2 separate regions of the Homo sapiens genome follow, and region 1 is linked to region 2. A link is an interaction called in ENCODE POLR2A ChIA-PET data of the cell type or tissue named here. Cell type or tissue: endothelial cell of umbilical vein. All regions are shown on one strand. Links, peaks and the distances in the headings refer to the core of each region. The heading gives the core; the rest is flanking DNA. Region 1 overlaps ARHGEF17 (Rho guanine nucleotide exchange factor 17). Region 2 overlaps FAM168A (family with sequence similarity 168 member A).

Evidence for each region. ChIA-PET counts read pairs that join two places held together with the same protein. Peaks named below come from ENCODE experiments on the same cell type or tissue, not always from the same donor. Only the 100,000 strongest peaks of a DNase experiment are listed, where the experiment ranks them.
Region 1: POLR2A ChIA-PET joins it to region 2 with 17 read pairs; 3 of 35 experiments call an interaction of 5 or more read pairs at or near these places.

The regions. Positions count from the first base shown.
Region 1 is chr11:73,309,654-73,318,293 of GRCh38, forward strand. It overlaps ARHGEF17 (Rho guanine nucleotide exchange factor 17), which reads left to right. Exons shown (of 21, transcript NM_014786.4): 1 at 1-2,177. Among named protein-coding and RNA genes, the nearest start is that of ARHGEF17-AS1, 4.6 kb to the left of the region's middle. RefSeq lists enhancers at 1-438, 4,697-4,876. In endothelial cell of umbilical vein, for the core only: no CTCF peak of the experiment used is centred there; a DNase peak (open chromatin) is centred at 4,228; H3K4me3 peaks cover 2,534 bases; H3K27ac peaks cover 1,602 bases.
Region 2 is chr11:73,447,483-73,456,122 of GRCh38, forward strand. The region is part of intron 2 of FAM168A (family with sequence similarity 168 member A); the gene reads right to left. Among named protein-coding and RNA genes, the nearest start is that of RELT, 75 kb to the left of the region's middle. RefSeq lists an enhancer at 7,684-8,183. In endothelial cell of umbilical vein, for the core only: no CTCF peak of the experiment used is centred there; no DNase peak of the experiment used is centred there.

The DNA.
Region 1 (8,640 bases), core at 337-8,336, 140 kb before region 2:
AAGGACTCCGGGAGTGGGGTAGTGGCTCTCCGCCCTGCGTCCCAGGTCCCCAGGAGGGACTTCGGCCTATGTCTGACTCTGTGGGAGGAGCTTTCCGTGTGGCCAAGGTGAGCTTTCCCTCGTACCTGGCCAGCCCCGCAGGCTCCCGCGGTAGCAGCCGTTATTCCAGCACGGAGACCCTCAAGGACGACGACCTATGGTCTAGTAGGGGTTCTGGGGGCTGGGGCGTGTACCGCTCCCCTAGCTTTGGAGCTGGGGAAGGGCTCCTGCGGTCCCAGGCTCGAACCCGTGCCAAAGGACCTGGAGGCACCTCTAGGGCATTGAGGGATGGAGGATTTGAGCCTGAAAAGAGTCGACAGCGGAAGTCCCTGTCAAATCCAGATATCGCCTCAGAGACCCTGACGCTTCTCAGTTTCCTGCGCTCAGACCTTTCAGAGCTGAGGGTCCGAAAACCTGGTGGGAGCTCCGGGGACCGTGGAAGCAACCCCCTAGATGGCAGAGACTCACCATCCGCAGGTGGCCCTGTGGGGCAACTTGAACCCATACCCATCCCAGCCCCAGCATCACCTGGCACGCGCCCCACACTCAAGGACTTGACAGCCACTCTGCGGAGAGCAAAGTCATTCACCTGCTCTGAGAAGCCCATGGCCCGCCGCCTGCCCCGCACCAGTGCTCTGAAGTCCAGCTCCTCCGAGCTCCTGCTCACAGGCCCTGGTGCCGAGGAGGATCCGCTGCCCCTCATCGTCCAGGACCAATATGTGCAGGAGGCCCGCCAGGTTTTTGAGAAGATCCAGCGCATGGGTGCCCAACAAGATGATGGAAGCGATGCCCCCCCTGGAAGCCCTGACTGGGCAGGGGATGTGACCCGAGGGCAGCGGTCCCAGGAGGAGCTCTCAGGCCCTGAGTCCAGTCTGACAGATGAAGGCATTGGGGCAGACCCTGAGCCTCCTGTTGCAGCATTTTGCGGCCTGGGTACCACAGGGATGTGGCGACCTCTTTCCTCATCCTCGGCCCAGACGAACCACCATGGCCCTGGGACTGAGGACAGTCTGGGCGGGTGGGCCCTGGTGTCGCCTGAGACCCCTCCCACACCAGGTGCCCTCCGCCGACGACGCAAAGTCCCACCTTCAGGTTCTGGTGGGAGCGAATTGAGCAATGGGGAGGCAGGGGAGGCCTACAGGTCCCTGAGTGACCCAATTCCTCAGCGCCACCGGGCTGCCACCTCTGAAGAGCCTACTGGGTTCTCTGTGGACAGCAACCTCCTGGGCTCACTGAGCCCCAAGACAGGGCTCCCTGCCACCTCAGCCATGGATGAGGGCTTGACCAGTGGTCACAGTGACTGGTCTGTGGGCAGTGAAGAGAGCAAGGGATATCAGGAGGTTATTCAGAGCATAGTTCAGGGGCCTGGCACCCTGGGGCGTGTGGTGGACGACAGGATTGCTGGCAAAGCCCCCAAGAAGAAATCCCTGAGTGACCCCAGCCGCCGTGGGGAGCTGGCTGGGCCTGGATTCGAGGGCCCTGGAGGGGAGCCCATCCGAGAAGTTGAGCCCATGCTGCCTCCATCCAGCAGCGAGCCCATCCTTGTAGAGCAGCGGGCAGAGCCAGAAGAACCTGGTGCCACCAGGAGCCGGGCACAGTCTGAAAGGGCCCTACCTGAGGCTCTGCCTCCCCCTGCCACTGCCCACCGAAACTTTCACCTTGACCCCAAGCTGGCTGACATTCTGTCCCCGAGGCTAATCCGCCGAGGCTCCAAGAAGCGCCCAGCTCGGAGTAGTCACCAGGAGCTTCGGAGAGACGAGGGCAGTCAGGACCAGACTGGCAGCCTGTCTCGGGCCCGGCCCTCCTCCAGACACGTTCGCCATGCCAGTGTGCCCGCCACATTTATGCCTATTGTGGTGCCTGAGCCACCAACTTCTGTTGGTCCCCCTGTGGCTGTGCCAGAACCCATAGGCTTCCCTACCCGAGCCCATCCCACGTTGCAGGCACCATCGCTCGAGGACGTCACCAAGCAGTACATGCTGAACCTGCACTCCGGTGAGGTCCCTGCCCCAGTGCCAGTGGACATGCCCTGCTTGCCTCTGGCTGCACCGCCCTCTGCTGAGGCCAAGCCCCCTGAGGCAGCTCGGCCTGCAGATGAGCCTACCCCTGCCAGCAAGTGCTGCAGCAAGCCACAGGTGGTGAGTCCTTTGTAGGGGCCTTCAGATTGGGGCCAAAGAAGGGCCATGGGCACCGACTTCGGTTGGAGCCTTTTGCATTGTATTCACTGGTCAGGTGCCCAGGTGCCAAGGGTGCTTTTCTGGTCCTGGAAGTGCCTGTGCAGTTTTAAGAGTTGTTAATGACACAGGGCTCCTGTCTACTCAGGCCCTGTAGAAGCTTCAGTTTTCTGCTGGTGCTAATGGCAAAGGGTCTTGTCTGCTCCAGGTGTTCTGGGTGGTAATTACAAAGGATTCTTATCTTGTCCTTTGGATGTTTCTCAGGGACTGGTTTTGGAAATCCCTGTGTGGTTCTTTGTTGGAGGGATGAGTGTGATGGCACCCAGCGCAGGCTCAGTCCTTTCTCTGAGGCTTGCTACTCTGTTGGCCAGACCCTTGATAGGATGTTTGGCTCAGGGGCCACAGTTGACATGGGTTTGCCCTTCTTCGTGTGGCTTTCCTGTGACAGGTCAGAATATAGATGTGTTCCTGGGCCTGGGAGAATTGGGGAGGTACAAGGCTTTACTTTATGGAGGAGCAGAGGGGGCTCAGGGTTCTAACTGCAGTTCTGTTCTTGCTGTGTGACATTGGCCTTTCTCTGTGACTTAATCTCCCCAATCAGGGGAGATAGGTGGACAAACTAGTGCCTATGTTTCCATCCAGCTGGTACTGTGCAGATTTGGGGGAGCCTGCGGTTTTGAGTTGGGGACTCTTGGGGCCTGAGTTCTGCCAGAGCCTCCTCAGATGAAAAAAGCTTCTAGATGGGGGCTTCTAGGGGAGGATAGAGGCAGGGAGGGGGCTGCAGAGGCTGGGCAGCCAGGGCCCTTTAGAGAGGTCAGGAGTGGTTCTGGGCCCCATATTCAGGGCTGCCTCTATGGGTCTGGGGGGTCGGTTCTTGTTCCCCCATCCTGTCTGCTTGCATCTTTTCCCCACTCTACCCCCTTCTTGGTGACTCTGAGATGCACCCCGTTTCTGCCAGACCCCCAGCCCTGGGGGCTCACTCTCCCTGAGACCCCTCCTTCTACCTTCTGGCTTCAGCTATCCCTGGAGTTTAGGCTGTGGATTCAGATGGGATCCAGATGGCATATGCCCTGGCATCTGGGTTGGGAGCTAGATTCCAGGCTGTGGATTCTGAGCTGAGCTCAGCGATGGCCAGTGGTTACTTCAACTGTGGCCTGCGCTCCCACTGCGCTCCCTGACTGTGTGAGAAGCCTGGAAATTATAAACCCTGGACTGATTCAGTCACTCCCTTTCCCAGCACTCTCATGGCCCCTCTGAACTCCCTTTCTCTTTGTTTCTCTCTCCTTGTCTCCAGTTACCCCTGGTCCTGGCTCTGGGGTTTCTCATGGAGGCTGCAGAGAGAGCAGGCAGGGAGTGGGGAGCGGGGCGTTTTGAACCTGTCCTTCCTTCTGAGTCCCAGTGAGGGCAGCTCCGGTGCCCCTGAACTCCAGTGCCAGTTCTGAAGGTGGGGGAGGGGAGGAAGACAGCAGGTCCAGTTCTTGTCAGGGGTCTCCTCCCCAGCCTCCTTTCCCATATATCTTTTCTGGGAGCCTTGAAGGCTCAAATGGGGGAGAGGACAGGAGTAAACCAAGGGACTCAGGGAGACTGAAGGTGGGTTGGGGGTGCTTCTAAGAGAAGGCTTTGAGACCCAGAGAGGAGGTGGGAGTTTACAGAACTTCTCCTGCCCCACCTCCCTTCACATTCTCCTCTACCCCCCACCCCTTTCTGGAGCTCTGAGGCGGGACAGATCTGCCATAACATGGGCTTCTCCCTGCCACGAACAGAGGCCTTCTCTGATCTCCAAGCTTTTGCCCACTCCAGGCCTCTCACTTTTCCAGGCCCAGCTTGATGTCCCCTTAGGGGGAGGTAACTGGTGAGTCTGTCATTAGAAGAGCAGGGTGTGAGCCTTGCTCTTCTGATCCCTGTGTGGCCTAGGATCCATCATATCCCTGCTCTGTGCCTCACTTCCCCCTTCCATAAAATGGGGGTAATGGCCTCTGCCTGGCAGGCTGTCTCTTGTGGTGAATGGGTGGTGTGATCATTTCCTCTCTGGTAGCAGGAAAGAAGAAAAATGGAGGCTGCACTGCCCAGCTGCTTCTCAGCCACCAGGCTTGGCTTGTGAACACAGGGCTGGGTCCTCGGGGGCCTCAGTATAACCTGGTGGACTGCAGTAGCCTCTGAGAACATCCATCATCCTCCAATTTCCCACACCCTCATAAAGCCTGGAAGTTCTCCCATCTGCTAGCTTGAACCCCTCCTGCTGTCCCCTTCCTTCTGGCTCCCAGAATATGGGGAGCAGCTGTCCACCCCCTCCTGGTGGCCTCTGTTGAGGAGACAATGTTCCCTTGTTTCAAGCCTGAGGCTCCAGTCATGCTCCCTGGGCCGTGGGTGGAGATGGCGTGGTATGGACTCCAGAATAAGCAGAGACGAGAGGAGCTGTCATTCTTTGCTTCTGGCAGTCCCTGGGGACTAAGGGGATGCCCCCCGCCCCCCAGGCTGTAGGGAGTCCTTCACCCTCAGGTCCACATTCGTGCTCTGTGTGGTGTTGCCCCCATTGCCGGGAAGTGGGAGGCCTGGGGCCAGGCCTGGCTCAGCCTTTGACTCACTCAGACCTGGACAGAGTCATCTTTGTCTCTCAGTTTTCCCATCTGTACAGTGGGAGGTTAGACTGCCTGGTCTGTGAGGCTCAGAAGGAGGGAGTCAGCCTGCAGGGGGTGTCAAGTGAAATGGGAGGAGCCAGCGGTGTGGCTGGAGGGGAGAGAAAGGCAGCTGTCTGCAATAGCTGCATGAACCCAGGAGAACAGGGAGTAACAGTAGCTCATGGGTCATTTATTCCAGGAATGCCTGTCTGTGTGCCGGGAGGTGAGGAGGCAGAGCTGTCAGGCCTCCCTGCCCCGCCCCTCCCACACTCTTGTTACCTCCACTGAGGCCCACTGTAGCCTGGTTGGTCAACAACTCTTCCTGTGAGGGAGAGCTTCCCCCGCCCCAGCCTCAAAGTGCAGAGTCTTGCAGTCCCACCTTCTGCCCTCAGGTCCCTGATACCCGTTTGACACATGCCACAACTGTAGCCCACAGCAGGGGGTGACTTGTCTCTCAGCATCATAGGCAGATGAACTCACGAAATTTTAACATACTGAAATAGCAGTAACAATGACGAACATTTATCAAGTGCTTGCTATGTGCCAGACACTATCTGTTTCATTCTTCAACTGTGAAAGCTGTGGATATCTTACAGTGCAGACTTAGAGTCGAAGACTGTTGGATTCACCCTGAATCCTAGCATATCAGTGTCTTAGAGGTGAGGGGTCCCAAGGAGATTGGCCTGCCATCTGAGTAGCGGGGACAAGTCAGCAGACAGTTGGGAGTGTCACCTCCACATCCCCAACAGCCTGAACACTTTCATAGTGGTTATTTAATTCACCAGGGCCTGGGGTTGGGATGGGAAGAACTTTGAGACCCAGAAAGGGAGAATGCTAGGTCTAAGGTCACACAGCAAGGGCGGGCAGAACCAGGCCCATGCACCAGGACCCTGGCCTTGTTCCTCTCCACTCAGACCCCCTCCCTACCCAGCCAGCTCCCTGCCTTGCTGATGAAGGTCTGGCAACAGCTCTTCTAGTCACCCTTCTTTCTCCCCTTTTGGCGGGGAACCTGCGGGGGTGGAGGTTCTCTCCTTCCCCTCCTTGGCTCTTTGTGTGATTTTTCCATGGAAACTGGTTCTGGGGGGAAAGGAGGAGGTGATTAGGACACTTGGAATTCTGAGCGGTACCAAATATCTATAATTAAATGTCTTGTCACCCAGCAGGAGGGGGTGAGATGAGGGAGGACAGGCAGAAGGGCAGCCCCTTTCCTCTGTTTATTCCTCACATCTCCTCCCAACTCCTTCCTAAGGGCCTGGGCTCTTGGGGGGAACACTGTCCAGGAATGAGTCCTCCCCAGCGAGGAAGGGTTGGGGGATGGACTAGAGTTGAGTCTGACATTTTCCAGCCCCACGTTTCTGGGACCAGCTGGGTTTGGGAGGCGGAGAGGCTGCTGCTAATCCTGTCCCCAGCCCCCTCTCCCCGTGTAGGGACTTACCCCTCCTGCTTCCCTCCCACCCTCCCATCTGTGATCTTTCAGGCTACACATTGCTGCCCCAAAGCAGGGTGGAGGCACCCCCAGGCTTCCTGGGAGCCGAGGCACACAGAGTGTAGGATCTAGAAGCCAACTCGAAGGGGCTTAGGATGTTGAGGGACTAGCCTGGAAACTGGCCGAGGGACTTCCTAGAAGAGGCTCTGCCTAAGCTTGAGCTTGAACACTGAGCAAGAGGGAGAGGCTCTATGAAGAGGGCACAGCATGAGCAGAGGCTAGGAGATGGAAAGAAATATGGCAGGTTGTGTGCAGTAAAAGTTTGTTTCAGAGACTCAGGTGGCCTTTGATAGGGTAATGCATTCATCCATTAAACAAATACTGTCTGAGCAATAAGACATGTCAGGCCTTCTAGGCCTGGGAATACAGCAGCAAACAAAACAAAAGCCTGTCCTTGTGGAGCTTCCAGACTAGGGAGGAGGCCTGTCTGTAAATGGAGATATTCTGTGTCAGGGAGTGGTAGGGTCCGAGAAAAAAATAAAGCAGGATAAGGGAGTAGAGAATGACAGGGTGGGGTACTTTAGATCAAGAGATCAGGAATGCCTGTCTGAGGAGGTGACATTTGAGCAGAAGCCTGGAGGAAGTGAGGGAGCAGGTCAGGTGGCTGAGGGAAACAGCATTCTGGGCAGAGAGGAACAGCAGATGCAAAGGCACTGAGGTGGTTGAGAAACAGTCAAGAGAACTGTATGGATGGAGCAGAGAAGTAGAAGATCAGAGGTGGGTTAGGGTGAGGAAGATCATGTAGGCCAATAGGAGGACTTCAGCACATACTCAAAGTGAGATGGGGCAGGTGCTGTTGGAAGGTTCTGAGTGGAATAGTGGCCTGGTCTGACTTAAGCATTCACAGGTCTGCTCTGGCTGCTCCATGTGGATAGATTGCAAGGGGCCAGGTGGAGGCTGTGAGGCCAGTCAGAAGGCTGCTGGAATAATCTGGACAAGAGATGATGGTGGCTTGGGCCCAGGCAGAGATGGTGGAGTGGTGGGTTTCTGCTGCAGCCCCAGGGGCTCCTCAAGGGCCTGGACCCCAATGTTCAAGGTGAACACAGAGCTACAACTTCTCACATGGCTGGGCAGTGTGTGAGGGGTCACTTAGGGTGGGGAGGTGGAGTTTGAAAAGTCCCCAGGGTGGACTGGGCTTTGCGCTACACTGGCCACCCCCTGCAGACCCACATTGGCTTGGCTGAAAGGCTAGGAGAGTGGAGCCGCCACAGGGTCCCAGTGAGGCAGGTGACAGGGCCATATCCCACTGGTGTCTCCTCTGCAGCCACCATGACACCCATTTAGCTCCAGCGTGCATGTCTCCTGGGACAGGGAGCTCATGCCTCCCCCTACCCCCCAAGGTAGCCCCATCCCTCCCATCTGATCCTCCAGCTACGTGGGCATTGCCATGGCTCCAATAGTCCAATAAAGAAGCAGGCTCAGAGTGGGCAGGGTCTGCCCAAGGCCCCAAAGCTTGAGTATGGGATTTGGCTCCCAGTGTCCTGACTCCCAGACCGTACATTGGTCCCACAGAGTTCCCACTAAGCAGAGTTGGCAGGGATGGCGGTAGCAGGGTGGGGGAAGGGGGAGCCAATGTTTCCCAGAAAGGCTTGAAGCCCTGGCGTACTTACTGGGAAATGTGCCCAGGCAGCCTGGCGCCTTGCTGGCAAGCCCTGAAATGGGGGCCCTGGGTCCCCTGGGAAGCAGGAGCCTATTGGAGCTGATGTCTCCCCATGGGAGTTGATTCCCCCCATGATGTCCTCCCTCTAATTCTCAGCTCCCAGGGTCTCTGGGGCATTCTGGGGGTTGGGAGAGACAGACACAGAGGAAAACTGTCAGGCTGCTGGGCTCTGTGCAGTGAGTGAACCTCAGCCCATGAGATGCAGGGGTTTGGGGCCCCAACCACAGTGCCTGAGCCCCTGGAGGGACTTCCAGGACCCAACCCTCCAGTAGCTCTAGGGTTCACTAGGGACAGCCTGGTGTCTGTACTAGGAGTCAGGAGATCAGCTTTGCCTCACCACCTTCCTGCTGTGAGGCCTTCAATAAGTTCCATCCCCCTTCAGAGCCACAGAGCTGTCCATGCTCTTGGGCACCAGGATAAACCTCCTCCCAGGGCTGTTGGGAAAGGACCCAGTTCTAAGGAGGATCTCGGTTGCAGAATGAAGTGCTGGCAGGCAGGGACCCACCATCCCACTAGGCTGCTGAGAAGGCAGGTTCAGAGTGGTGCCGGGACTCAGGCCTGGGTCTACCCGCTACGTGCTTTCCCCACCATCGCCTCCTGCTCTAGGATCCCCCCCACCCCCAGATAGGGTCTTTTTCCACACTTGTGGCAGGCTGTGGTGCT
Region 2 (8,640 bases), core at 223-8,222:
ATCGAGGCTGCAGTGAGCTATGATCATCACACCACTGCATTCCAGCCTGGGCAACAGAGTGTAAGACCCTGTCTCAAAAAAAAAAAAAAAAAAAAATTCACCCCCCAATTTGTTAGGTCTAGTATCAGTCCAGTGATGGCCCCCTACGTTGTGGTTCTCTGTGTTCTTATATGTCCCACATGGGAGTTTCTGCTTGGGCTCTCACTGCCCAAACCTATTTTTTTTTTTCAGTCTTTCTCCCTTTCTAATCCCTCTCTAATCACCAAGCCTTGTGGCTGATAAGACCCCTTGGCCTGGGTCTATCCAAGATAGACCCATCAGCTAACTACCATTTCCCTACTGATTCAACTTCCACTGCAGAAAAAGCTGCATGGACTTCAGATTCAGAGACAGACTCAAATCCTAATTTTGTCATTTCAAACTATAAATTCAGGCAAGTTACTTCCACTCACTGAGCTTTAGCTATCTCTTATATAAAACGGGATAATAATCACTTTGCAGAGTTGAGATGATAATGCTAATAATAAAATCCAGTATTATTACTTATGTGTCAAGTTACTTTTTGTTTGTTTGTTTGTTTGTTTGAGACACAGTCTCGCTCTGTTGCCAGGGTGGAGTACAGTGATGTGGTCTTGGCTCACTGCAACCTCTGCCTCCTGGGTCCAACCAATTCTCCTGCGTTAGCCTCCCAAGTAGCTGGGACTACAGGTGCATGTCACCACGCCCAGCTAATTTTTGTATTTTTAGTAGAGACGGGGTTTCACCATGTTGGCCAGGATGGTCTTGATTTCTTGACCTTGTGATCCGCCCGCCTCAGCCTCCCAAAGTGCTGGGATTACAGGTGTGAGCCACCACGCCCAGCCCCATGTATCAAGTATTTATGCTAAGCGCTTCACATTAATCCCATCTAATCCTCACAACCCTTTCATGAGGTAGGTCCTACCATTACCTTTATTGTATAGATGAGAAACCAACTAGAGAAGCTAATTTACTTGCCTGGGTAATTGTGATAGACAATGGGCTCACTAACCCAATGATCATTCCCAACACCCTTTGCCCTTACCAAATGCTTTCACTACTGAGTCTGGAAAAGCTAAATACTCACTTTCCCAGCTTTCCTAGCACTTAGGAATAGCCACGTGGCCCAGTTCTGACCAATGAGATGTACACAGAAGTCTGCTGGGGATATTTGGGTCTTTGCTTTCCTAGGAGAAGAACAGACATTACTCGTGTTCCTCTATAACCCTTTTTTCCTACCTCCATCAGAGACATAATGACTAGAGCTACAGCAGCCATCTTAGAGCAGGAGGAAAAGGCCAAAGAATCATAGAGATATTGGTCTTGTACTCACTGACCTAATAAATCAATGTCACCTGCCACTGACCTTCAGACTTCTTTTTATGTAAGAAAAATATACCTCCTATTTACCTATTTATTTAAGCTCCTGTTTTGTTTTGTTTTTTTCTCTCTCTCTCTAACTCTATCTCTATCTTTCCTTTCTTTCTCTTTTTGAGATGGGGTCTTGCTGTGGTGCCCTGGCTAGAGTGCAGTGGCATGATCATGGCTCACTGCAGCCTTGACCTCTTGGGCTCAAGCAATCCTCCTGCCTTAGCCTCCTGAGTAGCTGGGACCACAGGTGTGCGCCACCTAATTTAAAAATTTTTTTTTGGAGAGCCAGGGTCTCTCTATGTTGCCCAGGCTGGTCTCCAACTCCTGGGCTCAAATGATCCTCTTGCCTCAGCCTCCCAAAGTGCTGGGATTACAGGCATGAGGCACCGCACCTGGCCTAAGCTACTGTTAATCAAGTCTTCCAGTAGCATATTCTGGCATTTATAACTGATGCATAGTGAGTGATAAAACAGCGGAGCTGAGATTCAAACACAGACAATTCTTAACTACTAAGCTACATGAAAAAAAAAATCTGGCACTGGATTTACTAGGGAATGGGTACTCAAATGATGAAAATAACTATAATAATATGAATCACTCGGCCTACCTTCTTAAGGCTCCAAGCTCCTCTGGAAACTCAGGATGGTTAGTAACCTAAATTACAACAGAACTACTTAGGATCAGGTCCCCTCTTTGGACACTGTGCCCAGCCCTCTTGTCTGCATTTCAATTCAGAGCTCCCAGCTGGGGATCCACACTAAGGCGGGAAGAGGGTAGGAAGGTTTGGAGTCAGGTCTTGACTCTTTGCCCATCCCCACCTATCTTATGGTACCACGAAGATTTCAGGCCTCCTGCCATGCAGGCATAAGGCAACAGAGTCCAATGAACTCAGCATAAACTTACAAATTGTGACAGCACTTGTGGTAACAGTGAAGGCCAAAGCTTCTCCTTGGTAGACAGAGACCTTTGGAGGTAACAAGAAGTATGGTTTTGTAGCTTAAACAAGACCAAGGACTACTGATTTTTCTGCATCTTCTCCTGCTGACAGCAGTAATAGCAAAAATCTGATTTAGACACTTAAATTCAAGTACCTTCCCCATCAGCTGAGCAATTTTCAAGTAATCACACTTTTGACCTTACTCAACATGAGTCCTTTTAAAGCCAATTTTAGGGGCCAATTATTTAGTTTTCCTAAAATGTGCAAGGGAAAAGAAAATTGTTGGCTATCCTGCTGGAAACTGGCTTGCATCCCTGTGTCCAGGGTTTAGGACCACCCAATCTGTCTTGAGAAGGTGCCAGCAGCCCCTCCTGTCATAGCTGACACATGTGTGACATTTGACACATAACCTGCTTCTAAAGCTGTTTTGAACTTGAAGGAATTATGACATTCATGATGGCAAGATTCCTAGACAAGCTCACAAAATTGGGAGAGAAGAGGAAGACTATGGAACATTTACTAAATGGGAGATAGGTCCATTAGAATCATCCAGAGAGCTTGTAAAAACACCGATTTTGCTGGGAACCACCTCTAGGGTTTCTGATTCTGTAAGTCTGAAGCTGAAGCCCAAGAATTAGCATTTCTAGTAGGTTTGTAGGCCCAGGGGTTACATTTAGAAAATCACTGCTATAAAGTATAAATCAATTATTAGTCACAGAGACTTTGGAAACTGACAATTGGGCACCTCCAGATGCTGGAAAAGTTTCTCCATCCGTAAGAAAAGGTTCACTGTATCAGGATATTCACCTAGCTTATGGCCTTTTTTCCCTCCCAAAAACAAAACGACCCCCCTTCTCCACTCCCCTCCCCCCAAATCTAAACAGCAATAGTGACAGGTTTCAACTGGTTTCTTTTTATGGACCAGACAGACCCTGAATGCTCAGAACATAGGGAAATGCCTGTGGGTTTTCACAAGGCAAAGCTGTCTCTTAAAAAAGATGCTTTGAGTTCAGAAGAGGAATTCTCCTAGAAGTTCCAGACAATATACCCTGAAAGAAAGGACAAGTCTACAGTGGAGGTTCTCTAATCTCCCAAAGTATGCATATACTACTACTAGCTGCTACTAAGAAAAAAACTCTTAGACCAGCTTTTTCCACAACATACCTGTGCTTATTACCATAGTAAGAACCAGGAATGAATAGGTGCAAGGATGGAGACGAGTGTGTGCATGTGTGATATATATTAGGGGTTGGGAAGACAAACATAAACTAGATAATTCTGAGAACCCCTTCATGGCAGCTTAGGAGCTATCTAAATGGGTTACAGGTTGAGTTGAGATACTGATTCCTTAAGCTCTTAGGCTGTCTGGGAAGAAGGTGAGGCATAAGAGCTCCTGGGCAGCTTTGTCTATCTATCCAGAGTTCCCTATAAATAATGTAATTTTCTGTGTGAAAGCACTGGCTTAGAGCTAAATGTGAATTACTGTTTAGAGAAGACCCTCGGGACAAAAAGCCTATTCCAAACTCTCAGGTCAATTTGCCAGAGAGATTTATGGACCTCTGAAAAGGCTTCGTTATTAGAGGTTTGATCATTCAGTCCTTTATTCACTCAACTAACCAATATTAATTGAGAGTTCACTTTGTGTTAGGCACTTTGTGTTAGCACTGAGAACACAATGACTGCCTGCAATAGCAATGGGTATTACTAAAGATATAAACAATTATAAGACAGTCTACAGTCATATGCTGCATAATGACAGCATATATGAAGGTGATCCCATAAGATTATAATACTGCATTTTTACTGTACCTTTTCTATGTTTAGATACACAAACAACCATTGTGTTACAATTGCCTACATTATTCAGTGCAGTAACATGCTGTACAGATTTGTAGCCTAGGCTATACCACATAGCCAAGGTGTGTAAGTAGGCTGTACCATCTACGTCTGTGTAAGTACACTCCATTATATTTGCACAACAACAAAACTGCCTAATTGTTGCATTTCTCAAAATGTATCCCCCTTGTTAAATAGTCCATGAGTGTAAGTTAACTATGTAGCTTAGTGGTTAAGAGCATGAAACATCCGAACTTAGGCTTGATTCTGGCTTCTCTACTTCCTGGCTCTGTGACAGAAACAAGTCCTCTCATCTTTCTTGATTTGTGTCTACACCTATTAAAACTTGGATAATACAGATTAAGTAAGAGAAACCTTGCAGCACAGCTGCCACCACTGCCACCACCTTGAGTCAGGAGAACCAAGCCCAGGCTGGGGTGTTGGAAGTCTGGGGATTCCAGCCTCAGTCACTATGGACAGTTTTTTCTTCATCTGTAGCTCTCTGGCCACACCCACTCCTTTACATTCAAGGTAGAGGAAGAAGATAATATGAAGCATGTGCTGGCATTAATTATGCTCTGCTTCACCAAGGGAGCTAACAATGAGTGTAATGTGATAGAAGGTGTAACCTGGAACTGTGACCACCAGGAGATTACAGTCCCTCTGGCAAACCTCAAGTTATCCTGTCAACCCAAGTTACAATACGCAATGATGTTTCTGAGGAAGAGGAGGGAGCTGAGTTGTGCCCTGTCCTTCCTGCCAAAAAGCAGTGGGGATAAGCCCTAACCCTCACTGTTTAGCTAGCTGCCTGCTACATGTGCCATATACCATCTTCATGGACAAGACTGAAGAATTCTGAATGTCTCTTCTCTGATGAAAAGGAGAGTCTGGGGTGAGGGGGTGAGTGGGAGGCACTTGGGCCAGTGCTAGAAGAGAAGGAGGCCTGTTCTCCATAGGACCCTGGTGTTCTGGTCCTATACCATGTCTAGGGCTTACCTTTTCTCTAGGGGTGGGAAGCACTCTGAACTTCTATCCTGACCCTCTCTCTCCATCTACCTATGAAGATTGGAGGTCAGTATCCAAAGCTCAGGACTACACATTTTTAACCAGTTTACATTTTTGGATGAAAGTTGAAATAAAATGGTGTGGAATGTTTTGCAAAAAAAAAATAATAATAATAAGTAAAATAATGACATAATTCTCAAACTGGGTACAGGAACTCCTATGGTTACTCAACACTATGCTGCAGGTTACAAAAAAAAAAGTACTGAATAAATAGGCGCACCTTCCTGGGGTGTTAATTTTACCAGACGGTAAATAATTTGAAGTGTTTGTTTTATAGAAAACAAGTATGACTACATAATGGTGCCTTAAGGCAAAATCCTTATGAATTCTGAAGATAAGACATAGACTTCAAATACATTTTAACCTTGGAGTGGCTGCTGTGGGCTATTCACTCCTGCATCAATCCAGAGATGAATTCATTCTCCTCTGATAGCAGGTACACTTTGGTAGAAAAGTTTCCAAAACACGGTGTATGGCCCATAAGGGCCCTCAGCAAACAGCAACCATTACTGTTATTCATAGATAGCTGTTATAATAAACCCATCCACTAGAGGAACAAAATGGGTGGGGAAAGGGGTCCTCTCTACCCAGACACCATTTTTTTCCCAAGCTCTGGACCTATCTGGTTCCTGACCAGAATCTCTGTGATTCCATGGGAAGTAGAACTCTGGGAAGCTGGCCAATTCTGACCCTAAATGCCAAGGAGTTCTCTTCGAAAAAGAGATCAGCACTAGTAAAGTTACTAATCTCAACAGCCTCCTGGGGACCCAGCCCGCAAGCAGTTAACCCTCAAGATAAGAAAAGTCAGTACAATGATCAATGCGGCTCTACCCATGACTAGATCTGTCACATTTAAAAGGTTCTTCCAGATCAATTATCTCCTTAAAGTCTCACGAATAAGTGACAGATAGGGTAGATACTATTATTCCTACCTTTATAGGAGAGGAAACTGAGGCCATTGGAAGTAAAGGAACTTATTAAAGTTTTTAGAGGCAGAGCCAGGAGTCAGACTCGGGTCTTCAGACTTCAAGAACAGGCTCTCCCCACTACATTACGCAACAGAAACCATTCCAATGAGAATCTATGCAGCACAGCCAAAAGCTCTTCCAGTCCTGTGTCAACATCCCACTGATTTTCAGCTGTATTCGAGGCCACAAAAATTATATCACCATTGATTAAGGACCATACATAACTAATAGAAAGCTAAATTAAATTGCATGAGCTTAATTAGCAGGGAAAGGGAAGTCACTCACTGGTGGTAGCTATGGCTATACCTGACCTTTCATAGGATACTTATGGACAGGCTGGCTTTCATGGTCTATTGAGCTTGCCCAAGAATGTCAGAAGCTCCAGAGAAAGAAGCCCTGGACTGTCACTGTAGGAGAGGGCGCTGAGTAAGGGTACTGAGCTCACCTCATCTTAATCTGTTTCTGAACCCTTCATTAACACCAGGGATTCCAAGAAGGAACACAGAAAAATTGCATTTACAAGAAAATGCAAAAGAAATAGACTAAGGGAAGGAGTCAGCCAGCTGATTTATAATAAAAGAGATCTAACAAAAATTTAAAGATTAATACCCAGATTGTTAGAGCTAACGGAAACTACTAAACAACTCACATAAGCCCCTCATAGCCTAGATGGGAAAGTGAAGGCAAGGGAAATGGGTGGAACTTGTCAAGTGTCTCCTAGTTGTTAGTAGCAGAATCAGAATTACAACTTAGTAACTCCTCTCCTCTCATGCTTCAAGATTCACGCTTGCCTTCTCAGAAGGCTTTCCTGACACCAACCTCTTGATAGGGATAGGGGGCAGAGAAATTCTTAGCAGAAAAGAGCAGGCCCCTGGCGAAACCCCACCCTCAAGCCAAAAAGCCTGAAACCGCGGCCCAAAGTGAGAACTTATATCTCTGTTTTCCTGCTCAAATGTTGCCTTTTCCTAAACCACCCATGGTCCCACCCCATCCTGTGCCTATAAAAACTCCAGATTCAGCTGGTAGACGGGACTATGGCTGGACATTGGAGAGAAGTGGCTTGACTTCAGAGGTACAGCTTGACAGCAAAACTTCGAAGAATCTGGCTGGAGACAGCTGGACTTCAGGGGAAGATTACCTACCCAACCCGTCCCCTTTTCAGCCCCTCTTCCCACTGAGAGCCACTTTCATCGGCAATAAAATCTCCTGCATTTACCACCCTTCAATTCGTTTAGGCTACCTCATTTTTCCTGGATGCCAGACAAGAGCTTGGGAGCCACGAGTGTGGATACAAAAAGGCTGGCACACTGGCCCTTTGCACTCGCTGGTGGAAGGCAGCCTCACACAAAAAGGCAAAGAGCCCACTGGGCTGTTAACACTTAAGCTGTTCATGGACAGCAGAGCTAAAAGAGCACTGTAACACGCCCTCTGGGGCTTCAGTAGTCACAGGCACCCCCACCTGGACACTGCCTTGGGGCCCGCACAGAGTTCACTGATGCCAGAGCCCAAAAGTGGCCGGCTGGATCCTGTACTCACTTGCCTACTGCTCCCTTCCACAAAGGGTTGAGCATGGCGAGCTGAGTAAGCAGAGTTTGTTCCTGCCAGCGCCCAAAAGCACTTGCTCTAGTTCCTGCACTGGTTCGCTCACACGCTCTGTCCCACAAGGGGTAGACAAGGGTGGACTGAGTAAATGAGGCACCCCTGTCGCAAGTCCAGCAAAGGGGTCAAGAAAATATCCTGATTCGCTCTGACAGTGTTGTGGCCCTCCTCTATATACACCATGCTTCCACAGCAATTTGTACATTTATTTATTATGTTAGGCTTTTGGAATACAGTGGCACATCCCTCTGAGATAGTATTTGTCTCAGTGTATTCTGTCTTCTTATACTTCTGTTTTTCCATTTCTTACAGATCTGTGCTGGTTAAGATGGAGAGTCTATGGAGGTACCATAAACAAAGAACACACAATCACTGTGTGTATGAGTCTTTATAAAACTGGTAATCTTGCAATTTAAAGAACAGAGTATATAACAAAATTGGAAGGTCAGAATTCATCCAGTCCAGTCATTTAGGCCCCCTCCTATGGCAGTAGAATCCTTCTCACCTGGATGCCTAATCTATAAAATAGGCAGGAGCAGATCTCTACTGGAGGGGAAGAGAGCACCTATGTGGCTTACTGCTTTCTCTTTTAACAGCTCCTAGGCATCCTGAGGTGCAATCTCCCAATTTTCTGAATAAGGAAACAGCTAAAATAAAGGAACTTTTTACTTCTAGGCTCTCCCTTCATTCAGCATGAACAAAGAAAAAAGTAGGGCCTTTAGAGCCAGGCAAACTGTAAGGGAATCTTCTATGACCTTGGAAAAGTCATTTGACCTCTCTGCATCAGTTTTTTAACTGATCAATTTTTTAACATCTATCTTCTAGGGATGTCATGAGGATTAAATG